Linked DNA regions of Mus musculus: all the other regions are linked to region 4. A link is a loop called in an ENCODE intact Hi-C map of the cell type or tissue named here. Cell type or tissue: left cerebral cortex. All regions are shown on one strand. Region 1 has its middle 5.2 kb from the start of H1f5. Region 2 holds the start of H4c11 (H4 clustered histone 11). Region 3 holds the start of C230035I16Rik (RIKEN cDNA C230035I16 gene). Region 4 holds the start of H2ac6 (H2A clustered histone 6). Region 5 holds the start of H2bc14 (H2B clustered histone 14). Region 6 has its middle 7.2 kb from the start of H4c18. Region 7 holds the start of H2bc13 (H2B clustered histone 13).

Evidence for each region. Hi-C counts contacts between places; a loop is a spot of excess contacts. Peaks named below come from ENCODE experiments on the same cell type or tissue, not always from the same donor. Only the 100,000 strongest peaks of a DNase experiment are listed, where the experiment ranks them.
Region 1: it touches region 4 in a loop (3-fold over the local background); 3 of 42 quality-filtered maps call a loop at or near these places.
Region 2: it touches region 4 in a loop (3-fold over the local background); 3 of 42 quality-filtered maps call a loop at or near these places.
Region 3: it touches region 4 in a loop (2.9-fold over the local background); 9 of 42 quality-filtered maps call a loop at or near these places.
Region 5: a loop joins it to region 4, with 2.8 times the contacts of the local background. A loop is called at or near these places in 12 of 42 quality-filtered maps.
Region 6: a loop joins it to region 4, with 2.5 times the contacts of the local background. A loop is called at or near these places in 6 of 42 quality-filtered maps.
Region 7: a loop joins it to region 4, with 4 times the contacts of the local background. A loop is called at or near these places in 11 of 42 quality-filtered maps.

The regions. Positions count from the first base shown.
Region 1 is chr13:21,773,413-21,777,412 of GRCm38, forward strand. No RefSeq gene overlaps it. Among named protein-coding and RNA genes, the nearest start is that of H1f5, 5.2 kb to the right of the region's middle. In left cerebral cortex, no CTCF peak of the experiment used is centred here; a DNase peak (open chromatin) is centred at 1,871.
Region 2 is chr13:21,732,801-21,736,800 of GRCm38, forward strand. H4c11 (H4 clustered histone 11) reads left to right here and starts at 2,234. Exons shown (of 1, transcript NM_178210.2): 1 at 2,234-2,656. The coding sequence starts at 2,296. The coding sequence ends at 2,607. In left cerebral cortex, CTCF peaks have their summits at 762 (motif pointing right) and 1,503 (motif pointing left); DNase peaks (open chromatin) are centred at 1,477, 2,177 and 2,654; H3K4me3 peaks cover 1,733 bases; H3K27ac peaks cover 544 bases.
Region 3 is chr13:23,430,746-23,434,745 of GRCm38, forward strand. C230035I16Rik (RIKEN cDNA C230035I16 gene) reads right to left here and starts at 272. Exons shown (of 4, transcript NR_015492.1): 1 at 1-272. n-TAagc13 (a tRNA gene) reads left to right here and starts at 667; the gene lies at 667-739. It overlaps n-TYgta7 (a tRNA gene), which reads right to left and starts at 2,332; the gene lies at 2,245-2,332. Gm40833 (a long non-coding RNA gene) reads right to left here and starts at 3,927. Exons shown (of 3, transcript XR_873170.2): 1 at 3,676-3,927; 2 at 2,886-2,943; 3 at 2,551-2,785. In left cerebral cortex, CTCF peaks have their summits at 254 and 1,964; DNase peaks (open chromatin) are centred at 218, 729, 1,995 and 2,320; H3K4me3 peaks cover 2,771 bases; H3K27ac peaks cover 819 bases.
Region 4 is chr13:23,681,629-23,685,628 of GRCm38, forward strand. H2ac6 (H2A clustered histone 6) reads right to left here and starts at 2,331. Exons shown (of 1, transcript NM_178189.5): 1 at 1,845-2,331. The coding sequence starts at 2,289. The coding sequence ends at 1,897. It overlaps H2bc4 (H2B clustered histone 4), which reads left to right and starts at 2,571. Exons shown (of 2, transcript NM_023422.3): 1 at 2,571-2,993. The coding sequence starts at 2,604. The coding sequence ends at 2,984. In left cerebral cortex, no CTCF peak of the experiment used is centred here; DNase peaks (open chromatin) are centred at 1,873, 2,461, 3,130 and 3,898; H3K4me3 peaks cover 2,424 bases; H3K27ac peaks cover 1,863 bases.
Region 5 is chr13:21,721,445-21,725,444 of GRCm38, forward strand. H2bc14 (H2B clustered histone 14) reads left to right here and starts at 600. Exons shown (of 1, transcript NM_178200.2): 1 at 600-1,082. The coding sequence starts at 654. The coding sequence ends at 1,034. It also overlaps the pseudogene H2ac14. In left cerebral cortex, CTCF peaks have their summits at 237 and 2,198; a DNase peak (open chromatin) is centred at 564; H3K4me3 peaks cover 1,022 bases.
Region 6 is chr13:21,822,961-21,826,960 of GRCm38, forward strand. No RefSeq gene overlaps it. Among named protein-coding and RNA genes, the nearest start is that of H4c18, 7.2 kb to the right of the region's middle. In left cerebral cortex, no CTCF peak of the experiment used is centred here; no DNase peak of the experiment used is centred here.
Region 7 is chr13:21,713,044-21,717,043 of GRCm38, forward strand. It overlaps H2bc13 (H2B clustered histone 13), which reads right to left and starts at 3,140. Exons shown (of 1, transcript NM_178199.3): 1 at 2,668-3,140. The coding sequence starts at 3,100. The coding sequence ends at 2,720. It overlaps H2ac13 (H2A clustered histone 13), which reads left to right and starts at 3,369. Exons shown (of 1, transcript NM_178182.2): 1 at 3,369-3,816. The coding sequence starts at 3,379. The coding sequence ends at 3,771. In left cerebral cortex, CTCF peaks have their summits at 1,871 (motif pointing right) and 3,428; DNase peaks (open chromatin) are centred at 1,330, 1,881, 2,704, 3,267 and 1 more place; H3K4me3 peaks cover 1,984 bases; H3K27ac peaks cover 1,593 bases.

The DNA.
Region 1 (4,000 bases), 1.9 Mb before region 4:
ACATGGTGGCACAGGTTTTGTGAACTCAAGAATGTAAGGTTTGAGGCAAGTCCTGAAGAGAAAAGAGAACTAGAAAGCAAGAAATAGAAGGTCTAACAAGAAGGCTCTCCTTTGTGAACTTGGTCACTTGGCTGTTTGTCTTAGTTAGGGTTTTACTGCTGTGAACAGACACCATGACCAAGGCAAGTTTTATAAAAGGCAACATTTAATTGGGGCTGGCTTACAGGTGAAGAGGTTCAGTTTATTCTCATCAAGGCAGGAACATAGCAGCATCCACAGTACAGGAGGAGTTACGAGTTCTAAGTCTTCATCTGAAGACTGCTAATGGAAGACTCCCTTCCAGACAACTAGGAGTAGGGTCTTAAAGCCTACACCGACAGTGACCTACCTATTCCAACAAGCCACACCTGCTTCAACAAGGCCAAACCTCCAAATAGTACCACTCCTTGGACCAAGCATACAAACTACCACATTCAACTCCCCATAGGCTTGTTCAAACACATGAGACTTTGGGGGCCATACCTAATCATAGCATAATAAAATAGTACAAGTACCCCAGCTTCCAAAGTCCCCATAGTCTATAGCAGTATCAACAAAGTTAAAAGTCCAAAGTTCAAAGTCTCTTCTGAGATCCATCCAATCACTTAACTGTAATCCCAAAATCAAGACAGGAAACCAACTGGGCAAACTCCAAACTCTGCATCTCCATGTCTGATGTCAAAGCAGTTTTCAGATCTCCAGCTCCTTTTTCATCTTTGTTGACTGTAACAAACATATTTCTCCTGGACTGGTTCCACTCTCTGTTAGCAGCTTTCCTCAGCAGATAGGCCATGGCTCTGGCATCTTTAACATCTTGGCGTCTCCAAGGCAACTTCAGTGTTACATCTTCATGTTCCAATGTCTGGGATCCACACATGATCTTCTCGGCTCCTCTAAATGGCTGGCGTCACTTCTCCAGCTCTGCCCTCTGTAGCACTCTAAGCTCAGGTTGATCCACTCCACTGCAGCTGCTGTTTTTGGTGATCATCCCATGTTACTGGCATCTCCAATACACTGGTGTAGCTGTCCAGCAGTCATGGATGAACTGAAAGGGAGGCTGGGAATGAAAAAGGAACTGGAGGCAGGAGGGGTGGGAGGGCGAGAGAAGAATGAAGCCAAGACAGTTTCTTATCAAGGCTCAAAGTTTAATTTTCAGCACTTGCAGTTTATATAAGGAAACCCGACAGACCCCAACCTTTGTTTCAGCAGGATTGAGTTGCAAAGCAAGCTCATCAGGCTGTCTACTCCTCAAAGCTCCTGTGGGAAATTGCAAATGCAGTGAGGCCAGGCGACTCCAAATAGGTTGTAAAACCTTCCTGGGTTTGTTCAGCCTACTCAAGGATGGGGAAAGGGCACACATTGGGGACTTCCACTGCAACTAGGCTTCACCAATAGCCTCTCATATGTTCTCTTCATGGTGCCAAACCTCAACTTCTTTGCATGACACCTTCAGTCCTGGGCCATCAACTGCAACTGAGGCTGCACTTTCACCAATGGCCTTCCCCGGCCTCTCACAGTGCTGAGCCTCACCTGCTCTTCATGACCCCTTCATGCCTTCAAAACCAGTACCACCTGGGTAACTCTTACATATTTTCAATTACAGGGCTGCAGGAGGTACAATCTTGGCCATCTCTGAAACACAGCTTCTTTGTGCTCTCAGAAAACACTTCTCAGAGTTCACCTCAGTCAGGGGGGTCTCTTCTTAATCACCACTAATTTCTTAGCTCCAGCTAAACAGTATCAATTGTCCCAGTAGTCCCTTCTATTCTGGACTCTAAAGCCAGAGACACAATTCCAAAGCTGCCAAGTTCTGCTGCTTGCTGGGGCTGGAACATGGCCCCCTTGTTCTCTTACATAATCACCAGCTTTCTGTTTTCCAACTCCTTCACTGCCTAAGCTTGGTTGTCCAGGAACTTGCTCCGTAGACTGACTGACTTGGAACTCAGAAATGTGCATGCTTGTCTCCTAAGCACTGGGATTAAAGATGTGGTCCACCAAACCAGGATTTTTTTTTTTTTTCTTCACCTAGAACTTGCTTTGTTCTAGGCTGACCTTGAACTCAGAGATCTGCTTGTCTTTGTCTCTAGGAATTAAAGGCTTCTACAACAGTGCCTGGATCTAAATTTAGCTGGGTAGAACTTTGCCCCAAGGTCACTACTCCCTTAATTCAATTTAATATCCTTGAACACAAGACTCAGCTCTATTTCACTTCCTGGTGTCCCTTTAATATTCAAACTATACATTTTTTATTTTTCCTTCCTCAGCTTGCTATGTTTGTTAAAATGCTCTTCATAAGACCTAACCAAAAAACAAATCTCCGGTGGGTATTACTGAGACTTCCTTTGTCAGTGCAATTAATCTGAGTCTCTTTACCTTAGCCTCAGGCAGACTCCTTTAGACAGGGCAAAAAGTAGCCATGTTCTTCACAAAAACAGTCTCTCAGCCACATATTACAGTTCTTTTCCATTGAAACATCTTAGGCCAGCACGCCTAAACAGTTCAAATGACCCTTAGCACCACTGTCTTCCGTATTCCTAGTAGGTTGGCCAATTAAGCCCCACTTAAAGCATTCCAAGGATTTCCAAATCCAAAGTCCCAAAATCCACATTCTTCCAAACATAAACATAGTTAGGCCTATCACAGTAATACCCTACTCTCAGTACTAACTTAAATCCAATGGAGATTTGTGTGTGGGGGTTCGTATGCCACTCCTGGTACCAACTTCTGTCTTAGTTAGGGTTTTACTGCTGTGAACAGATACCATGACCAAGGCAGGTTTTATAAAAGGCAACATTTAATTTGGGGCTGGCTTACTGGTTCAGAGGTTCAGTCCATTGTCATCAAGACCAGGAACATAGTAGCATCCAGACAGGCATGGTACAGGAATAGCTGAGAGTTCTAAGACGTCATGTAAAGTCTGCTAGACTCCCTTCCAGAGAGCTAGGAGTAGGGTTTTAAAGCCCATGCCCACAGTGACACATCTACTCCAACAAGGCCACATCTGCTTCAACAAGGCCTCCAAATAGTGCCACTCCCTGGACCTAGCATACACAAACCATCACACTATTCTTAGTGCTTCCATACACAGCATTCTGCAACACAACAACTTAGCACTCTAAAATAATAAATTTAACTCAGTCCCGGAAGAACTCTAAGCTCTGTGTCTCCCATGCTGCAACACAGAAGGTACTTGTCTGGAAGTGTCACCTGTGAACACACTTCATGTAGATCATGCCACACCCTAGCAAAGCACCCTCCACCCCCAATGGCAGACATACAAGGGAGGAGGGTAGACAAGGTAACTGAGCATGACAGATGAGATCATCTAGCCGCTCACCACTGTAGGTGTTCCTCTTTGTCCCTCTGAACCCATAGGGTCATCACTAGAGAAGCCAGGATTTAACTTTTGTGTGTCCTAGTTGGACGGATGAGAGTTTAAGAGCACCCAGGTCTTTGTGCCTTAGGCTCAATGGTGTTCACTTGCCGAAGGGGCCCTGTAAACCTATCTTAGTTCCCTACAGTCCACCCTTATCTCATTATCTCCTATAAAACATTAGAGTGCCACAGTCACATTGGCAAAGAAATTGGTTCTTTTCCAGATTTGGGTCAAACTATAAATGAATCATTTCTTTTAACCAATTTCTCTTTCACAATTTCTTTTGGAATACAGCAAAACTAAGGCAGTGGTGGAGGGGTGGGGTGCTAAATGCCACATAACAGTTGTGGCAAGGAACAGAAAATGCCAGCGTTGGGAGAGGCAGTAGCAGGGATGCAGGTAAGAATGGATGTTAAGAGGGAAGGCTGCTTAGACAGGCCACCCCTGGCACTTGTGTCATCACCTTAGTGTTCCTGGTCCAGAACACAGGGCACACTGATAGCAGCATCAAAAAACAGCACCTAAATTAGTGTTTCCTTTCCTCTCTTGCTGGGCTTGCCCTTCTTACTCTGCCTGTAAACACAC
Region 2 (4,000 bases), 1.9 Mb before region 4:
TGGGGGCTGTAGGTCCCTCAGAGGCCACACACAGTTGCAGATAAGGGTCTTAGAGCCCTGGCTAAGTTGAATCCCCAAGTATATTATGGCAGAAGAGCACAGTTGACTTTAGACACGAGATGCTGCGGTGTCTTAGGGTTTCTGCTGCTGTGACCAAAACACAAGTTGGGGGGAAGGGTGTTTATTTGGCTTACACACCCAGATCACAGTCCATCATTGGAGGAAGTCAGGACAGGAACTCAAGCAGGGCTGAGGGCAGGAGCTAATGAAGAAGCCATGGAGGGGTGCTGCTTACTGGCTTGCTTCTCATGGATTGCTAAGCCTGCCTTCTTATAGAACCCAGGACTACCAGCCCAGGGATGACACCACACAGAATGGTCTGGGCCCTCCCCAACCTATCACTAATTGAGAAAATGCCTTACAGCTCTATCCTATGGAGGCATTTTCTCAACTGAAGCCACTTCCTTTCTGATGACTCTAGCTTGTGTCAAGCTGACACACAAAAGCAACACAATTGCTCCTTGTCAACTTGACTCACAAGCACAGCACTATCAATCGTCCACTAGATGGGTCTGGTCTGCTTGCTGGCTGGCACACATTCACACTGTGTGAGAGTGAGAGTGGAGGCCTGGATGATATAAAGGTCGTGCCTCATGTTAATGACTGGCGAAGGGACCGGAACGCCTTAACACTGGCAGACCGGTTGACAGAGAAGGATCCTAGCAGTTTTTCAATCTGGGGAGGTCTTGAGGAGGAAAAGGAACATGAACTCAACAACACCCTCAACTCCAACTGCTTCCTGGAGAGGGCAGAAGGGAGCACAGGTTTGGTGGGACCCTGTATAAGAGGCTACAGGGGAGATTCCAGGGGTAGTAGGCCAGTGTGGATGGGGCCAGGGTGTGGGTGTCAGCAACGAAGTAGAGGCAGGAAGCAGAGTAGGCAGGGAGGGTGGAAGTGGATAAAGGGGAGAGGGTTAACCTATAAGTGGAACCTGTAAAGAAGAAGGAGGAGCAGGGAGGAGGGGAAGAAGGTGGGTAAGGGGAAGAGGCTAATTGTGCATGGCCTTTAGCTCAGAGGGGAAGACAGAAGGCATTGGTATAGGCAAGAAGACTTCAGTAAGCAGAGTATGTGATTTTTGGGGGGGGGGGGTGGGGGAGGTGGGGTGGGATTGGGAAAGGATTAGGTGGAATAGGAGAAAGGCCTGGGTGCAGAGAAGAAGGCTGTCCACTAGACAAAGCACTTAGTGTGTAGGAGGGGGAGAGAAGAAGAGAAGGGGTGGAGACCCAGTGATTCAGATGACGGTTGCTCGAGGTCTGAGTCCCTGTATGTCTGAAAATGCTGCAACCTTGGCCTAAGCCATCGAGCACTACAGACGGAGGGACAAGAATTCAGTTCCCCCAAAACGTGAACAAAGGGAGTCCAGACCATTCTTAAACCAGCAGAAAATTTCAAGATCACGAAGGATGTTATAGTCAAGAGTGCCCTCTAGTGGCCATCCAGACGGGTCAGCGTGTACTGAGGGCAGACCAAAGAACAAAGGAAAGTCAGGCATTTTGGATTCCAGCCCACTTTGGATAAATTTTGAAGTAGGCACCCCAAGGGCGACTGAGATAGTGTTTAGACCCTGTCTTGCCCTTTTCCAAGCCAGGGTTGGTTGCCAGAAACTCTTAGGTGAGGGTGATGACATGTTAGCCTGAAGTTTTCTCCAAGCATATGGGGTTGAGGGAAGGACAGCAGACAGGGTTTCCCAGATTGTGTGGTGTGAGCAGGGGTCCAAGCAAACTGTGAACTGAAATCGGCTTAAAGGTTTCTATAAATTCTTATAAACATATTAAAATGGCCTTTTGGAAGTTTGAACTAAAAAAAAAAATTGAAATGCGGTTACAATAGAGAAGGAACACAAGGTAATTCAGAGCACGGTTTGCACGGTGGAAAGTGTGTACTGAGCACCAAAGCGCCTTAGCAGCCGCCTGCAGTGTCCTCTCTGGACGGGGTTACCGGTTGTTAAGGGGCCGCTTGGCTTTCTGTATTTTGTGCAATCAGTGTACTGATTGTGCGCTCGATTCTCCAAACTCTTAAAAGGGCGTGAGGAGCTAGTTCCCTCAGAAAGCACAGACAGGGAAACAAAAGGCGCCCTTTTTCTTTTTGGTAAGTCTTCCCCTCCCCCACGGCCGCGGGCGCAACTTCCCGCCTCCTCCCTGCAGGTTCTCATTTCGGTCCGCCCGCTACAGTATAAAAAGACGGCGCTCAGGCTCCCGGTCAGCATCTCTGTTCTGAGCTGTCCTGAGTGCAGTCATGTCTGGCAGAGGTAAGGGCGGGAAAGGGCTCGGTAAAGGTGGCGCTAAGCGCCACCGCAAAGTGCTGCGCGACAACATCCAGGGCATCACGAAGCCCGCCATCCGCCGCCTGGCCCGGCGCGGGGGAGTGAAGCGCATCTCCGGCCTCATCTACGAGGAGACCCGCGGTGTGCTGAAGGTGTTCCTGGAGAACGTGATCCGCGACGCCGTCACCTACACGGAGCACGCCAAGCGCAAGACCGTCACCGCCATGGACGTGGTCTACGCGCTCAAGCGCCAGGGCCGCACCCTCTACGGGTTCGGCGGCTAAGCTGCTCGCTTACACTATATTTCCCTAAAGGTCCTTTTCAGGACCACCACATCTTTTACAGAAGAGCTGACGCTTGTTAACTGAGAACTGGAGTGAAAACGGCTCGTAACAGGTTGTCCAATCAGAACGAACATGTATGTGCTTAATTTGCATGCGGAACAATGCTAGGAAAGCTGAATAGTCCTGTCAAGTGGTGAGTTCACTAGGTGTTCACATGGTTTCACTCTTTTTATTTGTTCTAGGCAGTTTTATTATACTTGCCCATTTTTCTGCTTCCACCTCTTAAGGATGCTTCCCTACTTAAGTCATTTCATACCTTGCGACAGACCACTTAAGTTCAGGATTTGTACATTCAGTTGTGTAGAATGAGGTTGATCTGGCTTTATAAACTATGCTGTCTCGGATGCAATAAAATTCTGAATAAAACTGCCAATATGGGGGAGGTGTGAATTTCTGAATTGAGTTTTTATAAGCCATAAAACTTTAATTAATAAATCATAAAACGGCCAAGAGTCAACAGTTAATGAAGGTACACTGTTACTACGTTTACACTTCCACATAAATGTCAATAGAAACAATTTAAGTTGTCCAATGCTTGCGTTTAGTCTGTTCCACATGGGAGAGAGCATGTGGTTTTGCTTAATACACATTCTAATTCCATGTATTTTCCTGCATGTTTTATGACTTCATTTTTCTTTAGAGATGAGTAATATTTATGTATGTTTGCTTGATTAACAAATTTTTCATTATCCATTTCTCTGTAGATGGGCAACTAGGTTGATTCCAATTCTTTGTTATTGTGAATAAAGCAGTAATTAACATTGAGGTAAAAAAATATCTCTATGATTCTCTATATTCTTTGAATATATGCTCAGGTTTAAAATAACTTTGTCATATTGGAGTTCTATTTTTAATTTTTTGAGAATATCCGAACTGATTTCCACAGTGGCTGTATTGATTTGTACCCCACCCCGCACCCCAATACCAGTAAATCAGAGTTCCCTCCACATCCTTGCCAACATTTGTTGATGGCTTTCATCCTAACTGAAGTGGTATCTCAAACCACTTCACACATTAAATAGTTTTAATTTGCATATCCCTGATGTCTTGGATTATTGTTGAGCACTTAACAATAGTCACTGACCACTTACCTTTGTTTTGAAAACTATTGATTCAAGTTATGTGCTGATCAGCAGCTTCATTTTTCTAGCATTCACTTCCTGAGTTCTTTGTAAATCCTGGACATAATCTCCAGTCTTATACAGAGCTAGCCTAGATTTGATCCCATTTTGTAGGTTGTCCATTTGCTGTTCTGATTGTTTGCTTTGCAGTAGAGAAACTTTTCATGTTATACCATCTGTTGAAACTTGACCTTAGATCCTGTGCTGTTTTT
Region 3 (4,000 bases), 250 kb before region 4:
AGAATCGATTTCTGGATACTGTCGTAAAAGTTAGAGGACCTGAGGGATGTGAGGATTGGTGCAGACCAAGGAGTGAGTCAAAGTCGAGCCCAGGGAACTAGATTGCTTTTCTCGGCCGAATGTTTAATTCCCATCTGGCATCTGGATTCTGTGCACAAGGTCCCAGCACCGTTGTTTCCGTGCTCTCCGCGTCCTGGTCCATTTGTACGCACCCCTGTGCGATTCCCAGAACTGGCGGTACCGTCTTTCATTTATAGAGGGCGCAAGTAACCCCGGGACTGTTCCGTGACAACCAAGCCACAATCTCACTTTTTGCTATGTAAAACAAGATGGCCTCAAAGAGGGGGCAATTCTCCTGCCTTAGGACTTCTTTCTTCCCCTTCCCTGCAGTTCTGGGATTATAAAACACCAACCCTAACTCAGGAAACTCTTTCTTAAATACTCCATTTTACTTTCTCCACTTCAGTTTTTATCATCTTGTTCGGATTTTATTAGACATAAAAAAAATCATATCAACAAACACACTAACACCCCCTCCACCCCACCCCCACCCCCACCCCACTCCCACTCCCACAATTTCTGTTTGATGAGCTGAAAATAACAGCGAGCATTGAATTACATCCAGTTATCAAAAGGGAGTAAGGTAGCAGCCACTTACCATCAGAAGGGGAATTAGCTCAAATGGTAGAGCGCTCGCTTAGCATGCGAGAGGTAGCGGGATCGATGCCCGCATTCTCCAGTTTTGCATTTATGCCTGTTTCTTTTCCCATCATACCCTGCTAGAACAAGAACAACCAAATCCGTTACTTCTAACCTCTATAGTTAAATTTCAGAAGTTCTCTCAGCAACCCGGAAGGGCCTAGTTCCTACCACACACTGTTCTCCAGGAAATGGCTTGGAGCTCTGGAGTTGGTATTTCCTGTTTTCCTATCAAGTTCTCACAGCTTTCCCTTTGTTAACGCGCAAACGCGTTCCCTTTGTTGAGACAGGGAAGCGTATATAGCGGTGTTTGGATCTAGGTCGTTTGCTTTTTTTGTTTCAGTTCAGTTACCGGCACTGGAATATCCCGGAATACAGCCCAAGATATGGAAAGAAATGTAGGACCAGCTCTTGTGGGTTGGAACTTACTGTGCCTTGCAGAAACGCCTAGTCCAGGACTATCTAATATATTTTATATCCGAGGCCCAAACGTTATCTTTAAAGAAAAAAATTGAACTATTTTCTATCTTTCTGAAAATTATTTGCTTAGAGAAAAGTTCTGACACATGGGATGGAAGGTACAAGAAATTGCAAGCACAAAAACCCTTGTACAACTTTCGATATGTTGAACTGAAATCTTTGTCAATTACTTTGTCTTACTTAATATTAATCTCTCATTGACACGATTCTACAGGTAACTGATTTTGAGAGCAGGAGTAACGCAGTTTAAAAGGATTAGCACAAAATTAGCAAATATGCGCTACTGATAGGTGAGATTTTCTTTCTTTTTTTTTCTTTTCTTTTTTTATTTTTCGAGACAGGGTTTCTCTGTATTTTCTTTGAACTAAATCTCCTCTTGCATTTCTCCCCTAAAACTGCCATTCCGTTTCCAGCAATGCCATTTGTTTTGTTTTGTTTTGTTTTGTTTTGTTTGTTTTTTAAGAGAAACGCTCTAGCAGCGTTTTAAAGCCCTTGCAGCACATTAAAATCGCCTGTATAACTTTTTAAATTCGCATCCCCTAGGTTGTAAAATGTCTCCAGGTCATTCTGATTTACACCAATTTCCCCCCAGACTCTTGAAACAAAACCATCGTAACATAGTTAAACCAAAAGCTTGAAGGAACAGGATTTTCCTCCTGCCGTGAGGTGATAGGAAGATGCCTACTGAGAAACTTGAGCCTGAGGTCCAGCTGCTGAGAACGCTCTGACTACTGGAGGGCGCGCGTGCCCCACCGATTAACCACAGGACCTGTATTCACTCTCGGCCACTGGGCGGGTTCAGGAGCACACCCGGCCCCAAACCTCGTGTCTACAGGTCGTCGCCGGCCCCTTTATTCCAGGGCACAAGGATCTCCAGGGGTGGGGTTATGTGATCTATGACGTCAAAGCCTGCTTGGAAGTATTAAAAACTATTACAGAGAACAAATTATAAAATCTACAGTCACTACTTTGCACATCGAGAGTAGTATTGAGGTCAGTCAAATACGAAAAGTCCCGCTCAATTCTTTCGGAAACGAGCTCCCAGACGCTAAAAAAAACAAGGGTTCCTTCGAGCCGGATTCGAACCAGCGACCTAAGGATTTCTAGAACAATGACCTACAGTCCTCCGCTCTACCAACTGAGCTATCGAAGGATCCACGTGTACTTGCTTCCCTACTTGGGATGCCATCTCTGCGTGATGGTTAGAGTTGTATCAATCATTGTGCAAGTAACAGCTGCCTCTTACTTTTTAGTTTGCATTTATTCATTCTCTTATTTTATTTCAGTATCTCTTCAGAGCCAAATTTCTGTGACTTGGCCCCTGAAGAAAACGGAAGTTTGAAAACCAAGGAAACAGAAGCAAAATTATTAAGGGCTTTGAGAGGACCAACTTTTATTGCGAATTTAAACAGCTCGTTTGCCCCTGTTTGTCAGCAAGATTTGAGACATGTTAGTCTGTAGTTGCAGCAAAATTCTATGGTTGGTCCGGATGTGGTTGAATACACTTTTAATCCCAAAGCCAGGGAGTCGGGAGCAGTGAGATCTTAGTGAACTCCAGCCACAGCCTGTTCCACATAGTGAGTTTAGGGCCAGCCAAAGTAAAAGCCTGTGTAAACAAACAAACAAACAAACAAACAAGCAAAGGTGAGAAAGGATAGAATAAGATAAAGATGAATAAAAATAAGACTATGGGAGGAGAAACATACCAAAACGTCCTTTAACTGACATTGGTCTTTGTCGATTAACAAGGAGACCACATTAGCTCTTAATTAAAAAAAAAAAAAAAAAAAGACTGTCAAGATGAAATTAATATAGTTTTAAATTATCAGTCTCCATGCTGGGTTCAAGTAGGATTCAAATGCAAATTAATTTGATGGTATTAGAATTCCTTTCGGCTTCCCTGAGTTCATGAGGAACTCCAAATGACTCTTACTCTTCCTTACTCACGACAGACACATCGGACATCAGAAATCTGTCTTATTATTCTTCAGAGCCTACTAAAGATCGTTGTGTTGCTGTACATTGGAGTCACACACATAGGCAAACAATCCCCCACCAGTGGACTAGCAGTGTCCACTCCCCTGTAGTACAATGAAAGAGTTCTCTGCTATTGTTCAGTGTTTGTGGGATTTTGTTGTTCTGTTTGTTTCCCTGAGCAAGAATAAAAAGCAGACTATTAATCACTTAGTTGAGGACTAACCTCTTCATGTCTTCAAGAAATATCGGAGTAAATTGAATATAACATTCTCTTTCCCAACCCCAGCTGACTGAATGGGTTATCTTATTTTAGCTTATTACAGATGTATTTAATATTGTCCATTTTGTTCAAATGTACTTTCACAGGCTCAATTCCATGATTGTTAATCTAAAAGGAGAACTTGCAAAAATAATAAATACATTCTTGAAAGAATACTCCTCCTCCCCCCCCTCTTCTTCCTCCTCCTCGGCTTCGCATTATTCACCAAAGCATAAATTGAAGGGTGACCCCACTGTTACCACTTGTAGATGAATGCAGGCCCCTGATCAACAGCCCTGTCCTCCATGAGACTCCTGTGGAGCGACTTGAGTGGAAATCCATTTTCTGTTTTGTGTAACTTTGTAGTTTGTGCTCCTCAATCCGGAAGACTTTCCAAGAGGTCGCACCCAACCCAATTACATCCCGCAAGGAGGCTCTCTTGAACTGTGGTCCGAGGTGGCTGAGGACCTTCATTACATGCTGCTGTTCCTTTCCGTGTCCTCTCTGCTGCCTGCTCAGGTAACTTGAGCAAAGGATTTCCTGTTTCCTTCATGTAAGGCCCAGTCCGTCCTGCAAACTGCAACT
Region 4 (4,000 bases):
TAATCCTCTATATAACAAAGGGTACCCATTATGTAATAATTTTGCACTATTTCAATTTTTCTTCTCATACTCTCTTAGGTGAGGATGGTTATAAAATATCAGTGTTTGAAGTGTATGTTTTCTAATCCCAGGGACTTAGTTAATTTCTTTATTCTGTTTTTCATCAAAACATCTACAATAGCAATAGCACTTGTTTTTGACTGTTGCTTACAAGGATTAGTGAGGAACACATATCTACCCAGCATGCAGTGGTGCCTACCCAGCAGCCATCTGTCTTGATCAGCCTGTGCTCTTCTAATTTCAGGGTACACACTACAGAGTCAGGGTCTTTTCATAGCAAAGTGAACACAGACACAGAAAGATGTTGGGATAGGGGAGCTTAAAGGCATTCCTGAAGGTCTCACACCTGGGAAATTTCCGCTCAAAAGAAAATTGACAAGGAAATGAAAATGATTCCAAAGCTGATATGAAGTAAGTGAGATCCAAGGATCCAGGTTCTCAAACTTGAAGGAATCCCGAGCTGGACTCCTGACCAAACAGTAGTAGCTATGCACAGTGATATCAGACTTCGTAAGCCCAGCTTGCATGTAGTCACAACTATAGTTCCAGCACTTAGAGGGCGGAGGCAAGAGATTTCAGTAGTCCACAGTCATTCTCAGCTGCCCAGCATGTTTGAGGGCAGCCTGAGGTATAATGGACCCAGCATAAACAAACAATGCCATTCTTCTTCAGCAAGGCATGTTGACTCATGCCTGTACTCCTAACATTTGAGAAATGGTGGCAGAAACCTCAGGAGTCCAAGGCCAGTCTTAGTTATGTAGTAAGTACCCAGGCAGCTTGGGTCTCATGAGATCCGTTTCTCCCAAACCCAAACAACTCAGAAAACTCCTTTTTCATTTTCATTTTATTTTTTCTAAGCCCACAGCACCCAATATTCCTACGTGGCCTCCCATCGGAGTGTCAACTAGGCCTGACACTGCTTATCTTCTACAATCAGTCACATTTAGGTGGTATGATCATAGAACTTTTTTTTTTTTTTTCTCCTAGGGGGAGTCAATGTGATTTTTTCCTCAGCCCTTTATCTTCACAGTTTCTGGGCATCCGATCATTTTTCTTTTAGAATAACTGCTGGGGAAGGAGGAAGAAGCTGCCTGGGTTCTCCAGTATCAGTAAGACTGCAAGCACTAATTTCTGGTTAACACACACACACACACACCAATGGGCATGGTTGTGCATTGCCTTTATTCTCAGCCCTCCATAAACAGAGGCAGGCAAATATCTAAGTTCAAGGACAGCCAGGGCTATACAGAGAAACCCTGTCTCTAAAAGCAAGCCAGCCAGCCAGCCGGCCAGCCAAGCCAGCCAAGAACAGATTCGAAATCTGGGAACAACCAAGGAGCTTGCTTTAAAATGTAAAATTTTTGTAAAAATGGATAACGTTGGTAATTCATAAGAACTCCATGACTACCTGCATGTGAGTTAGAATGAGCTGCCATCATCAGAGAAACTCCTGCAGCAGATGAGGACAAACACAGACTCATGGTCGGACATAACGGAGTAGGTGGTAGGCTTATAGTACTAAAAACATACAACCTTCAGCTGGCTTACATTGACAAACATTAGTATTCGGCTTAGACCAGAAGTTCTGAGACCTTTGACTTTAAGCTGCCCAATCTATCAAATTCTAGGGGGTACTACCAATCTTAATAAAGTTTACTCTACAAAAATACTCCCAAGTAATTAAAACTGTTAACAATCAAGACCAGTCGTTACTATCTAGAGCCCACCAGATTAGGGTAGAAATTATCAATAGAGTATCCTGTTCAACTCTTCTTTTGAAAAAGTGGGGGCTCTGAAAAGAGCCTTTGGGTTTGAAGTTTCCGCAGATTCTGTTGCTTATTTCCCCTTGGCCTTGTGGTGGCTCTCGGTCTTCTTGGGCAGCAGCACGGCCTGGATGTTGGGCAGGACGCCGCCCTGCGCGATGGTCACGCGGCCCAGCAGCTTGTTGAGCTCCTCGTCGTTGCGGATGGCCAGCTGCAGGTGGCGCGGGATGATGCGCGTCTTCTTGTTGTCGCGGGCCGCGTTGCCCGCCAGCTCCAGGATCTCGGCCGTCAGGTACTCCAGCACGGCCGCCAGGTAGACCGGGGCGCCGGCGCCCACGCGCTCCGAGTAGTTACCCTTGCGGAGCAGCCGGTGCACGCGGCCCACGGGGAACTGCAGGCCGGCCCGGGAGGAGCGGGTCTTGGCCTTGGCGCGAGCCTTGCCGCCCTGCTTACCACGTCCAGACATAGTAATAGTGCTGTGTAAGTAACAGAACAGTAAAAACAAGTTACCAAGACTGTACAGACGCGGCAGCTTTTATAGTAGGTTCCTGGGTAGTAAACGCTACTACTTGATTGGTTACAAGTGAGCTCATTGATATAGCCAATAGAAAATCTGCTTCTGGAAACTTCATTTGCATAATCCCACCCATGAACCCACTACTTTTTCTTCTTCCAATTAGCTGAGACTGGTTCGAAATCCTTCATTAGCATAAACGCCCTATAAGTAGGAGAAGTCCGTTCCCAGCCCACACTGAGGTTCCTGTGTTTGGAAATCCGAAGATGCCTGAGCCTGCGAAGTCCGCTCCCGCCCCGAAGAAGGGCTCCAAGAAGGCCGTGACCAAGGCCCAGAAGAAGGACGGCAAGAAGCGCAAGCGCAGCCGCAAGGAGAGCTACTCGGTGTACGTGTACAAGGTGCTGAAGCAAGTGCACCCCGACACCGGCATCTCCTCCAAGGCCATGGGCATCATGAACTCGTTCGTGAACGACATCTTCGAGCGCATCGCGGGCGAGGCGTCCCGCCTGGCGCATTACAACAAGCGCTCGACCATCACGTCCCGGGAGATCCAGACGGCCGTGCGCCTGCTGCTGCCCGGGGAGCTGGCCAAGCACGCGGTGTCGGAGGGCACCAAGGCCGTCACCAAGTACACCAGCTCCAAGTGATCCTGCCAAGTAAGCCTCCGTAGCGAATTCCAAAGGCTCTTTTCAGAGCCACCCACTTTCTCAAAGAGAGAGCTGTGGTAGAACAGTGCGTTCAGTTTTACCCAGAAGCAGATGACAGGTGCTTATAAATCTTAAAGGCAGTGGGATACTTTTAGCTTAATTTCAGTCTTGGTTACATTTAGCTACAACCATTTTGTTGGGAGAAAAAAAAAAAGCCTTGCAAACGTCACTTCCGGTGAGGCGGACTTGAGTCCATCAGAACAAAGTTGTAGGACAGGAGTGACAGACTTTGAAGAGGATAATTGTTGCCATTAGGAAGTTTGTCTTTTATAAGTTGTAGGTTTTACTTTGGAAAGAAGTGGCTCCAAGACTGATGTTAAACATGAGGGGTCTGTAACAAAGGACAGGCTTTTCATTTGTAGATTTAATATCAGATTACCGAGCTATCTAGCATGAAATCTTAGACCAGTATCTTGGTAGAGTATTCTAAAATATGACCTGGAATTGTCAAACTTACGGCATTGAAGTTCTGGTAAAAGACGGAACTGAATTGTTCAAATGCAAATGCAAATGTATCACTTTACCGTACTTTGGCCATACTAAATTTTCATAGTCCAAGTGACGTGAAAGTTTAGAGAAATGAGAAGATCCGAAGCAAGCAGTGGGGAGAGGCTGAACTGGAAGGACTTAATGCAAGAAATCCCAAAACGAACGCCGTTGCTGTGTCTGTTGACTTAACAATTCAAAATATAAGGACTTCAGAGTCATTAGCGGAGTTTAGTCCTCTGCTTGTCCAAATGAAAGGCGAATATTTCCATCACCCTAGTTGCCCCCTGAACAAACTTGGCCATAAATACTGGCTCGCTTCTTCCGGCCCCACTTATCTAAGCCTTTGTCTTGCCTGTTCGAAGAAACAGTACACTTGCTCTCTTCCCCACAGAAGTTAACAGCATGCTATCATCTACATCATTTATTTCTAGAAGCTGTGCCTAGATATGGTTTAGGATTACATTATG
Region 5 (4,000 bases), 2.0 Mb before region 4:
GTGGTGGCTCTCGGTCTTCTTGGGCAGCAGCACGGCCTGGATGTTGGGCAGGACGCCGCCCTGCGCGATGGTCACGCGGCCCAGCAGCTTGTTGAGCTCCTCGTCGTTGCGGATGGCCAGCTGCAGGTGGCGCGGGATGATGCGCGTCTTCTTGTTGTCGCGGGCCGCGTTGCCCGCCAGCTCCAGGATCTCGGCCGTCAGGTACTCCAGCACGGCCGCCAGGTACACCGGGGCGCCGGCGCCCACGCGCTCCGAGTAGTTGCCCTTGCGGAGCAGCCGGTGCACGCGGCCCACGGGGAACTGCAGGCCGGCCCGGGAGGAGCGAGTCTTGGCCTTGGCGCGAACCTTGCCACTGCGACTGGACAAAACAAAATGCTGTGTACAATAAAAGTGCTGAGGCGGAAGAGTAGCTCACTCTTTGTTATTGACTGAATGGCGCTAAAAATGAAGACGTAGCATTGGCTAAGGGTCTAATATTTTAACCAGTAGAAACACAAATTTGAACAATATGCATTCTCATTGGATAGGTGTAATTTTAAACTAACCAATAAACATGCGACTATCTCTCGTCTCTATTTGCATAACAGCGTGTATATAGGGCGTTCACTTCGCCTCCTCTATACAGACAAATTGCAGTTTATCTGTGTTGTAACATGCCTGAGCCAACGAAGTCCGCTCCCGCCCCGAAGAAGGGCTCCAAGAAGGCCGTCACCAAGGCCCAGAAGAAGGATGGCAAGAAGCGCAAGCGCAGCCGCAAGGAGAGCTACTCGGTGTACGTGTACAAGGTGCTAAAGCAAGTGCACCCCGACACCGGCATCTCCTCCAAGGCCATGGGCATCATGAACTCGTTCGTGAACGACATCTTCGAGCGCATCGCAGGCGAGGCTTCCCGCCTGGCGCATTACAACAAGCGCTCGACCATCACGTCCCGGGAGATCCAGACGGCCGTGCGCCTGCTGCTGCCCGGGGAGCTGGCCAAGCACGCGGTGTCGGAGGGCACCAAGGCGGTCACCAAGTACACCAGCTCCAAGTGAGTTCGTCTGACTCACTCCAAACACAAAGGCTCTTTTCAGAGCCACTAAGCAGTTCTTTGAAAAGGGCTAGCACAGCACAAATCCAAGGGTTTTGTCTAGAGTACATTCCTCACTTTAAGAAAACACTAATGCAGACCATTTAATATTTATAAATCTGCCCTTCTGTTAATCTGGTTTTGATACTTGATTCCTATTTTAATCTCAAACTGGAAGGTTGCCATCACTTCAGTTAACTTTGTAAAAGTGCAGCTGAGTTTGTCCTTATGCCACATGGCACCATTCCTTTTCTGGGTCATTCTTGACTTTTTCTTGGCACCAGGTCTCTTGCAGACCAATATGGAATTACCATAACCACCCAGCCTGGCCTCAAACTGTATCTTCCTTAATTTCGGTGTCTGGGATTCCAGGCCTTTACAACCAGGTTTGACTTTCCAAGCCCCTGGTTTTTCCAACAGACTTGCCAGGTAATTCTAAATTATTTGTTGATTTTTAAAAATTGTCTTGTGTTGTACTGTTATTTGGTGTGACCTACTTTTTAACTGCACTTAATTAAGATTTTATTGGTATGGTGTTTCAAAATGGACTATAAAGGAGAAACAGCCTCAAAAAGCTTTAATGTTATTGCCCTTTTTATTATAGGTTTGGGATTCTACCTTCAAGCAGTGCCCCCCCCTCCCTCCCCCCCCTCCCTTGGGGGTTGAGGGGTAGGGGGCTCAAGACAGGGTTTCTCTGTGTAGCCCTGGCTATCCTGGAACTCACTTTGTAGACCAGGCTGGCCTCGAACTTAGAAATCTACCTGCCTCTGTCTCCAGGGTGCTGGGATTAAAGGCGTGTGCCACCATGCCCAGCTTGTTTTGTTTCTTAATCATCCTAGGTAAAGGTTCACTCAAGCATAATAGAAATGTCAAGAAAATGAAAATTATTTCTAAATCCCATCAGTAGGCTAGTACATTTACTAGATATGATAGAGTAGTAAATAGTCACATAAAGGTAGATAATTTTATTGTCCTATTTTGCGTTGTATTGCTGTTGTAAACACTATGACCATAAGCAACTTCGGGAAAGGGATCATTTGGCTTACAAGGCCTTTCTGATCCTTGAAGAAAGGGCAGGAACTCAAGCAGGAGCAGAGGCAGAAAGCAAACATCTGCTTTTCTTCCACCTGCCAGGACCACTCTACCCAGGGGTGGCAGCACTGATCCATGTAACCTTGTCTCAACCACATCGATCATTAATTAAAAAAAAAAAAAAAAAAAAAAAAAAGCCCCCACAGAATTATCCACAGGTCAATCTAATAAATGTATTTTCTCAGTTGAGGGTCCCTCTTCCACCTGATGAGTTTAGGTGTGTCAAATAAACACTAACCAGCACAAATATAAATGAAATTTTAGTACACAGATTTCAAAATGAATTTAAGCTGTTATAGAGTAAGATCTTAATATGACTTTCTAACCATTTTCTTTAATTATTATCTCTGATCTTTATAGTATCCTGTGGAACAAATTCTATTGTTTTCCCGGTTTTAAAGTGGAGGAAATTAAATAAGAATGGACTGCACTGAAGTCATAACTTATATGTCCTGTCTTGTATGAATGTAGAGACTCAGCTATGAACTATTTTCCAAAATAATTATACAAACCTTGAAAAGAAAATATGTAATACATTATAAAATGAAACATCTAAAACTCTGTCAATAAATTTGTTTTATTATTTTTACTTTCTTTTTTAAGAGTGAGAGAGTGCTTTGTACCCTGACTTGCTTGGAACTTACAAGAGTCGTCCTTCCTCAGCCTGCTGCATGCTGTCCTTGTAGGTACTCCCCACTACAGTTTTGAATGAGTCAGTTTATTAAGTATATAGGAAATCAAAAGCAAAAAGAAAACAGCAATTGAAGAAGCAGACAGACAGTAAAACTTCATCACGTAGGATCTCAGAATATCCAGCAGAGAGCAATTGAGGAAGCATCATTGAGGCAGTCAGCTGGATTTTATGGAGTCACTGGCAGAACAGTGTCTCTTCCTGGAAGACTTTAAAGTAAAAAAGACAAATAGCAACTGTGCAGGTGACACCATCAAATCAGTTGCTTACAACATGAAGCAGGAACCACCTGGGGAAGGGATAGTTAGCTGAGTTCCCTGTTGAGTTTTCCTCCGTGGCTGAGTTTCCTATAACTGGAGGACTAACATTTTTTTTCCTTTTTAAATCATGCGATAAACGAATGTCATATCTTAAAAATCATTCACCTTCTTTTTTTGTTTGCTTGGTTTTTCTTTTTTAAGATTTTAATTTATTTTATATATATGAGTACACTGTAGCTATCTTCAGACACACCAGAAGAGGGCATCAGATCCCATTACAAATGGTTGTGAGCACCATGTGGTTCCTCGGATTTGAACTCAGGACCTCTGGAAGAGCAATCAATGCTCTTAACCACTGAGCCATCTCCCTAGCACATGGTTTACCTTCTAAGGCACAATGTTTTATGCTTGGGCGATATTCTGTTCCATTCCTTCCATGCAACAGTAGGAGCGCCAGCTAATCCTTAGGGCGGGGGGGCTTGTAAGAGACTGATTCTTTGGGGGGGTATGGGGCAGGAGGTTGGGGGTGGAGGTTGGAAGGTGGAGGGTGTTCAAGACAGGGTTTCTCTGTGTAGCCCTGGTTGCCCTGGAACTCACTCCATAGACCAGGCTGGCCTGGAATTCAGAGAGTTGCCTGTCTCTGCCTCTCTAATGGTGGGATTAAAGGAGTGTGTTGCCACCAACCATCTGTAAGAGACTTTGAGACTAGCATACTTGAGACAGAACTGGTTGGGGAGTAGTGCAACCAACACTCCTGACTCTCAGAGAGAACTTTTTGGTGAACTCAGACAGCATACCTATATAGTGCACATGATCTCATTGTTCAATGATTATATCAACGACATAAGCCAACGGTAGATTAACAGGAGAAAAGCTTTATTACGTGAA
Region 6 (4,000 bases), 1.9 Mb before region 4:
GTTTCATGTTCAAAAGAAAAAAATGGTTAAAACTTTATCTGCTAGATTTAGCTTAACTTGTTTAGAAGGCAGTCTTAATTTGCACAGCAGAAACTGATAAGTTACCCTGCACTGTAGCTGGGAGTCAAGCACAGCTGAAGAAAAGTTTCTCTTAAAGGGGCCAGCAGCTTCTCACATTTTATGGTAAATAAGCTGATGGGTGTTTTCTTCTAGAAATTTCTCTAGAAATTGTGTTTATTGGGTTCAGCAAGTGACAAGGTGCTTTTTCTCTTGAAATTACAGCTAGAAAAAGCAAGAAAATTTTGTTTGGTCTAAATATATAAGATGTGTGTAGCCACTTCATTTTTGTTTTTGACTGGTTTTAAAGGTATAAGTAAGTTATGCATGTCTTGGTTATAGAGTATTGGTTTATATGTTATTGGTAATGATTAAAAAATTGTAACACTGGTAACAAGAAAGTTAGGTTAAAACTGGTAATTCAGGGTTAGAGTCATTTTAAACAACATGTGGCATGAGCCAACCAAGGAAATCAGGTCTCTAAAGATACTACTAAATTGGGATAATATTTTCTGTAATTCTTATCCTAGAAACTAGAATTATAAGACAGGATTTAAAACAATGTCTCTTTAATGAAGTATTAAAAGTTGCACTGTCGTGCATTCATATACGAGAACTGGCAGCCAAACTTTGTAATTTGAAAGTAATACTCATTGATTCTAAAGAGAATAGATGTCTACACTGTAAAGATTGAATTTTGCTTTTCAAATTTATGGTTTTGCTCTAATATTGCAAAAGAAACTTAAAAATTATTGTTAAACTGCCAGTGTTCCATTGGCTGCAGTTTGATCACAGGCTCAGGAATTTTAGCTCACCCATATCTGTGATTAAGAAAAAAATCAAGCAAGTGAATGTCTGGGTCCAGCCTCGACACAGGGTCAGAGTTCTCAACTGGAAGCAGGGATATCTGCAAGGGGCATAATAAATATACACAGACTGCTTTTTTGGGTACAAGCTGACAGGCAAGTTTTCAAGGCTTAAAGTTTCTCTTCTCTTTCACTCTCTGCTCTCTTTCTCTCTCGCTCATTCACAGCTTGAGGCTGCACACACTCTCTCTGCATTCTCTTGTGCTCTCTGCTTTTCTCCTCTGTGCTTTTATTTTCTTGAACTCTCACGCCCACACACACCTCTGTGCGTTCTCCTTTCACTCTTTCACACACACTTCATACACATAACACACACATACCACATGCACTCTTCTTTCACTCAAATTGAAACAACTTGTCTTTTGGATAATGGTTGTCAATTTTGCTTTTTGTATTTCCTGTAAATTTATCCCATAAAGAATGCATCTACTACTATATTAATAGACAGCTCATCTATGGGAGAGAAACATGTGATTGCATCACATGTTTATTCTCTTGAGTTTCCCTCCACTTCAGCACAAATAATTGAAATACATGCTGTAGGCACTGTTTTTAAAATGTTGAAAAACCAAGCTTTTAATTTGCATACTGGTAGCCAATATATAGATCATGGTTTGCAATTGCTTGAAATTGTTCCTTTTTTAGATACTGCTAGTTCTCAAATTTTACAATTGTTTATGCAAATACAGCTCAAGTTCAGGAAAAGTACTGATCCTTTAAAGGACTGCCTTTGGACATTTAAGAGCTCATACTAGATTGCCTGGACAGACCCTTTAGGGCAACGCCACAGCAGATTTGTATACCGTGCCAGTTATAGGCCTTACACTGGAACAATTGGCCATACAATCTCATGTTTCCATCATCAAAATAGTAATAGCTTGAGACAGCAATTTGGTATTTCTAGAGAATGTGCAAGTCAAATTGTAAAGACTTGTTCTCAGTGTCCTCAATTTCTACCTGTACCACATAATTTTTGTTAATCCTCAAGGTCTTACACCTAATCAATTATTGCAAATGGATGTTACTCATATTTCTGATTTTTGAAAAGTAAAATATACACATGCGACTATTTATACCTTTTCAGGCTTTCTAATTGCAACTGTTTTAACAGGAGAAGCAACTAAAAATGTAATTAGTCATTGCCTGCATTATTTTTCTAAGCTTTGTGTTCCAAATCAAATTTAAAACAGACAATGGAGGGGGCTGGAGAGATGGCTCAGTGGTTAAGAGCACTGACTGCTCTTCCAGAGGTCCTGAGTTTAAATCCCAGCAACCTCATGGTGGCTCACAACCATCTGTAATGAGATCTGATACCCTCTTCTGGTGTGTCTGAGGACAGCTAAGGTGTACTCATATATAATAAATAAATAAATCTTTAAAAAAAATAAAACAGATAATGGAACTGGCTATTACAGTCAAGCATATGAGATGTTTTGTAGACAATTTAATATTACCCATATTACTGTGATTCTTTATAATTGTCAAATACAAGGTATTGTGGAACTTTAAAACAATATCATCTTTAAGAAAATAATAGGGGGAATTATATCCCTGTACACCACATTATTTAAAAATGCTCTTTTTGTTTTAAAATTTTTAAAAATTTTGATGCCAAAGACCTCTCTGCTGAGTGTCTATGGCACCCTACAACTAGGCTTGGTCACACCTAGGTGAAATGGAAGGATCCTCTTACTGGCACATGGCATGATTGAAATACTGTACATAATATGGGGGCAAGGTTCTGTTGATGTTTTTTCACAAAAAGAAAATGGATCCCAATGGCTCCTGAAAGATTTGTTTATCAAGTGGATACAGATCACAAGCCTTCTAATGATTATTGATACCAACGATGAAGATGGCTCAAAATCCTTATCAGCCAGCTGAGTTAACCTGGACTGTAGTCTCCACGATTACTGGAGAGAGAGTGTTTTCTATCAATTCTCAAAGCCACCCCCTATAAACCTGGTGGCCAGACTTTGTGTTTGATCTTTGCCAATTAGCACCTGAATTGAATACCTGGGATACTCCCACAGACAACTTTAATCTTGTTGCTTTTAACGTTTGGACTTTGTATCTTAACCAGATTGGTTGCATTCACACAGGATCACTTTCAGCAAGCTCAGCTGTTCACCGTGGCAGTTATCACTATGAAGACATGCATTGAGTCCATGTTCATATGTCCTTCGTGGCTTTTGTCTGAATGGGAAAGAAAGTACTTTTGAAGGCCTGTTCTTGAGCCCCTTTCGACCTAAGATAGAGACAAACACCAAAAAGCCATGTTTGTCCTCTACAACAGGTAAGAAGGAGACAAGGACATAAGACAGACATGGCCGCCTAGCCACTCTATACCCTAGAGGGGATCATGGACAACAAGTAAATCCCAAGTCCAGCTCACCTTAAAACAAAAACAAAAACAGGGGAATTGTGCCTTTCCCCAGCCTTGAGTAGGCTAAACAGACCTGAATTGTTTGCCACAGTTGGTCTTCCATTGACCTAACCGACCTAGGGTGGAGTCCTTGCCCTTGCCTCACCTGCACTTTCCACAGGAGCAGACTGCCTGCTGAGCTTGCCTAACACATAATCCAAATCTATCTAAAATAAAGGATGGGTTTGTGGGTTTTTCCTATATAAACACAGAGCTTAGAATTAAACTTTGAGCCTTGATCAGAAACCTTTGTCTTGGCTTCATCCTTCTCTTGCCCGCCCGTCATTTTTCATTTCCAGCCTCCCTTTCAGGTACCCAGTTCTCCATGGCAGCTAGACAGCTATATAATAATCTTTCTCAGGGTTGATTTTCCTCTCCCAATTTACAGCTTATGACTTTTATTATCAGGTGATTGATTGACACACAACTGTTGTGTAATGTACTCGGGTGGGGCCTGTTTATTTGTGGCCCAAGTTGCACTAGAGGACTGCAGTCATGCTGTAAATTCACCTTCTTAAAGTAACAGTGGATAGGCAGGGGCTTCACTAATTACATCTGAGAGCTCCAGACTGAGCACAAAGTACTCATGGGTAAGAAAAACACAGGATGGAGTGACTTACAGTACTGAGGCAAGAGAAGACTATAAATGAGT
Region 7 (4,000 bases), 2.0 Mb before region 4:
ACATTTCTTACCCTTCACCCTCACCTCGCTGTTGTTAGGAGGTCAAGGCTGTTCTTTACGGCTTACTTTTTTTTGTCTTAACTAGCTTTCAAATGTCTGTTATGTGAGACCCTATACTCTGCCTAGAGGGGCCAAGCAAGGAATGTCTTCTTAGTGGAGAATCAACTGGGAAACTCTGGGCATTTGAGTCAGGCCTCGGTGGCAGGACACTTCATGAGTTTGTTGGGGTCCAGAAATTTTTGTTCATATCCAGTTTTTCAACTTTGAGATTAAAAAACAATAGCAACGTTTGTTTGTTTAGTCTGGGTCATATTCTAAATGTTTGCTAGATAACATACAAAAGATTTAGGCTATTTCATATTTAAACACATACCTTCTTCAAAACTGGAAGCCCCAGCCAGTGAAACTGTGTTGTCCAGGAACACAGTGGGCACTGCCGCTCCCCAGCTCCTGCCAGTTCCTACCGGCTTTATGGGTACCCACACTCTGATTGTTCTTATCACAGAGCTAAGAAACTATTAAAACATGTTCTGCTCCTTATTGAAAGAGGAATGCTAAGACAATGGACCTAAAAAATTAAGATTTCCTCTAGGAGGGCTGGAGAGATGGCTCGGCCATTAAACGGCTAGGCTCATAACTAAAAATATAAGATTTCCTCCAGGAATCCCAAGAAGGGGAAGGGGAAGGGGAAGGCTGACATCCTGACTCCAGCAGTTCTCACAGCAGGGCAGCCTAACTCACCTAGAACCCAATGCTTCTTTTTATGGTGTCTATAAAACTGTAACACTGCTACAGGAAAAGTAGAGAGTGCATGGGACCTCGTCTAACTGAATGAATCTACTTTACTCAGTTCTGCTTCCTAATTTCTTTCAAAATTTGGGGAAACTAGAGTGGCAGGATTAGGGGCCTAAGTGTCTCATACACTATCAAATTAAAAACAAAACAAAACAAAACAAAAAATACAAGCCAACAATGTCAGGAGGCATGGATGTCAAGAAAATTTTTAGAAATGAAAGGTGGTTTCAAATGTCCAATGACTATTGGACCCCGTGAGTAACTCACATAAACTCCGTTTTAGAAAATCTTCAGTTGTTGATTTAGCTATAATGTTAACTAAATGCAGACTTTTAAAATGAAAGAAAATGTGGAATAATAGCAGGTTGAAATAAAATATAGTGTTAAGTGTGGTGATAGATTAAATGCCCATGGTCAGCTCTTGTCCTTGGTATGACTGTATTTGGAGACAGGATCTTCACAGGCGGGAGCTGCAGGTAAGTGGCTGACCACCTTCCTAGTGACTTGCCTTCAGTCCATTTCCATTAAGAATGGTCCTAAGAGTGGGGTGCTTACCAGAGAGACACCAGACTGAAAAGGTCAAGGGCACGGACATGAAGGTAGACACCTGCCAAATCCCAGAGAGAGCCCTCAGGAGAAGCCATATCTGCTCATGCCTTGATCTTGAACTTTAAGAAAATATCTGTCTCTGTTTCATATGCAACCTTGTCATTCTAATAATATTTTAATAATATCTTTGGTTATAAATAAGCACTGGAAAATGCCAAAAAATAGGGGACAGAAATCTAAAACTAAAAAACATGTCTTTAATGTTTTCAGGTATTTTAGAATGATTTAATTTGATTTTGTGTAGTTTTTGTTTCTGACAGCTCTGACCAGACTCTCCCTCTATGTGCTCCAGTCTCGTCTGTCTTGCCTCCTCTCCTTCAGTCACACACGAATGACTCTTGAGAAGTTAATATAACTCTTTCAACGTTACTAGGAAAAAAAAATAGTAACATTACAGTAACTCACTGGTCACAGCATTTTCAGTCTGGATGAAAAACACCCAAGGCTTATGATTCTGTTTGTGGCCACAAGATGGCAGAAAAGAGCAGCACATTTCACAACACTGCAAAACTAGATTATTCTTTAGCCCTCCACCTGTCCTGCTTTAACTGCACACTGAAGTGGTTTTCATACAGAGGGACTGCGATGGTGACCTACAAAATATGATTTACAGAAGAGAGGTCACGAGGTAACGGAGAACGCTAATATCATGAAACATCAAAAATGATTTTTGAACTATCGGAATTATGGAGAGTTGCAGAACCTGGATGGTGCATGGAAGTCCCACTAATATTGGGGGGCTACCCCACGCTTTTAATTCACCTCCAACTCAGCGGTCATGCTGGGGCCCACTGGCTTTAAATGCAGTTTTGACGCTTGCAGCTGGACTTAGGACCATGGACATTCAAATCAGTCTTGAAGATGGCTTCTCTGAAGCATACTTTCTCGTGAATTTACACTCAGGTTCCATTTTCGCTTGTACGATAAATACCCACAACCACGCAGGACAACTGGCCTGTGCTTACGCAGCATACTTTTCAGTTAGGAGGAATGAAAGGTTGGTTGGTTGGGGTGTGAATACCAGTTAATGCTTAATTTAAAGCTTCAGGATACAGTGCACACTCGTAAATAAAAACTACAGGCTGCTGCGAATTATATTTCAACTGACCGGAGAGGCAAAGCCTGACTGTCCATTAACCCTTAACTTCCAAACGCAAACTGCTTACTGCATCTTTTGGCATTTTACCTTATGCCTTGTTAGGTCCAAGGCAAGAGAAGCGTCATCAATAACCACGCATGTGCAACAGCTTTTCCAGAGGAAAGTGTGGGTGGCTCTTAAAAGAGCCTTTGAGTTAGGAGTGTGAGTTAAACGAGCTCACTTGGAGCTGGTGTACTTGGTGACTGCCTTGGTGCCCTCCGACACCGCGTGCTTGGCCAGCTCCCCGGGCAGCAGCAGGCGCACGGCCGTCTGGATCTCCCGGGACGTGATGGTCGAGCGCTTGTTGTAATGCGCCAGGCGGGAAGCCTCGCTCGCGATGCGCTCGAAGATGTCGTTCACGAACGAGTTCATGATGCCCATGGCCTTGGAGGAGATGCCGGTGTCGGGGTGCACTTGCTTCAGCACCTTGTACACGTACACCGAGTAGCTCTCCTTGCGGCTGCGCTTGCGCTTCTTGCCGTCCTTCTTCTGGGCCTTGGTGACGGCCTTCTTGGAGCCCTTCTTCGGGGCGGGAGCGGACTTGGCGGGCTCAGGCATACTGAGAGGATGAAGTGAACTAAGTTGAAAAAGGATAACTAAAAGTTAATGACTGTTCTGGCTGCATTTTAAACAAACTTACGGCTATGCCGAACCTGAATCACCATACGTCATGTACTAACAGTCCAATCAAAACAAGGGATTTTCAAAACCAGGGCGCCATTGGTAACCAATGTGTAACCAATGAAATCTCTCCGTTTTCGCGTCCAGCCTTGACTATATATACTATGCGTATACCGTTTTTGCTTCTTACTGCGGTGGTTATCTACAGCTGAGTTATGTCTGGACGCGGCAAGCAGGGCGGCAAGGCTCGCGCCAAGGCCAAGACTCGCTCCTCCCGGGCCGGCCTGCAGTTCCCCGTGGGCCGCGTGCACCGGCTGCTCCGCAAGGGCAACTACTCGGAGCGCGTGGGCGCCGGCGCCCCGGTGTACCTGGCGGCCGTGCTGGAGTACCTGACGGCCGAGATCCTGGAGCTGGCGGGCAACGCGGCCCGCGACAACAAGAAGACGCGCATCATCCCGCGCCACCTGCAGCTGGCCATCCGCAACGACGAGGAGCTCAACAAGCTGCTGGGCCGCGTGACCATCGCGCAGGGCGGCGTCCTGCCCAACATCCAGGCCGTGCTGCTGCCCAAGAAGACCGAGAGCCACCACAAGGCCAAGGGGAAGTGAAACCAAACATTACGAATCACCAAAGGCTCTTTTCAGAGCCACTCACTTTCTCCAAAGAGACCTAAACACTACTGGGATAGTGCATTGTGGGAAATACGTGTATTACCTCTCCTAGTTTTCCCTGGCTTGTGGTTAGTTCAACCCCCTAACCTTAGCTAAGAGTATATTGGTTTTTGGAAGGCAGGCACCCAACCTCGGACCTAGTACATAAAACAGACACATCTTGAAC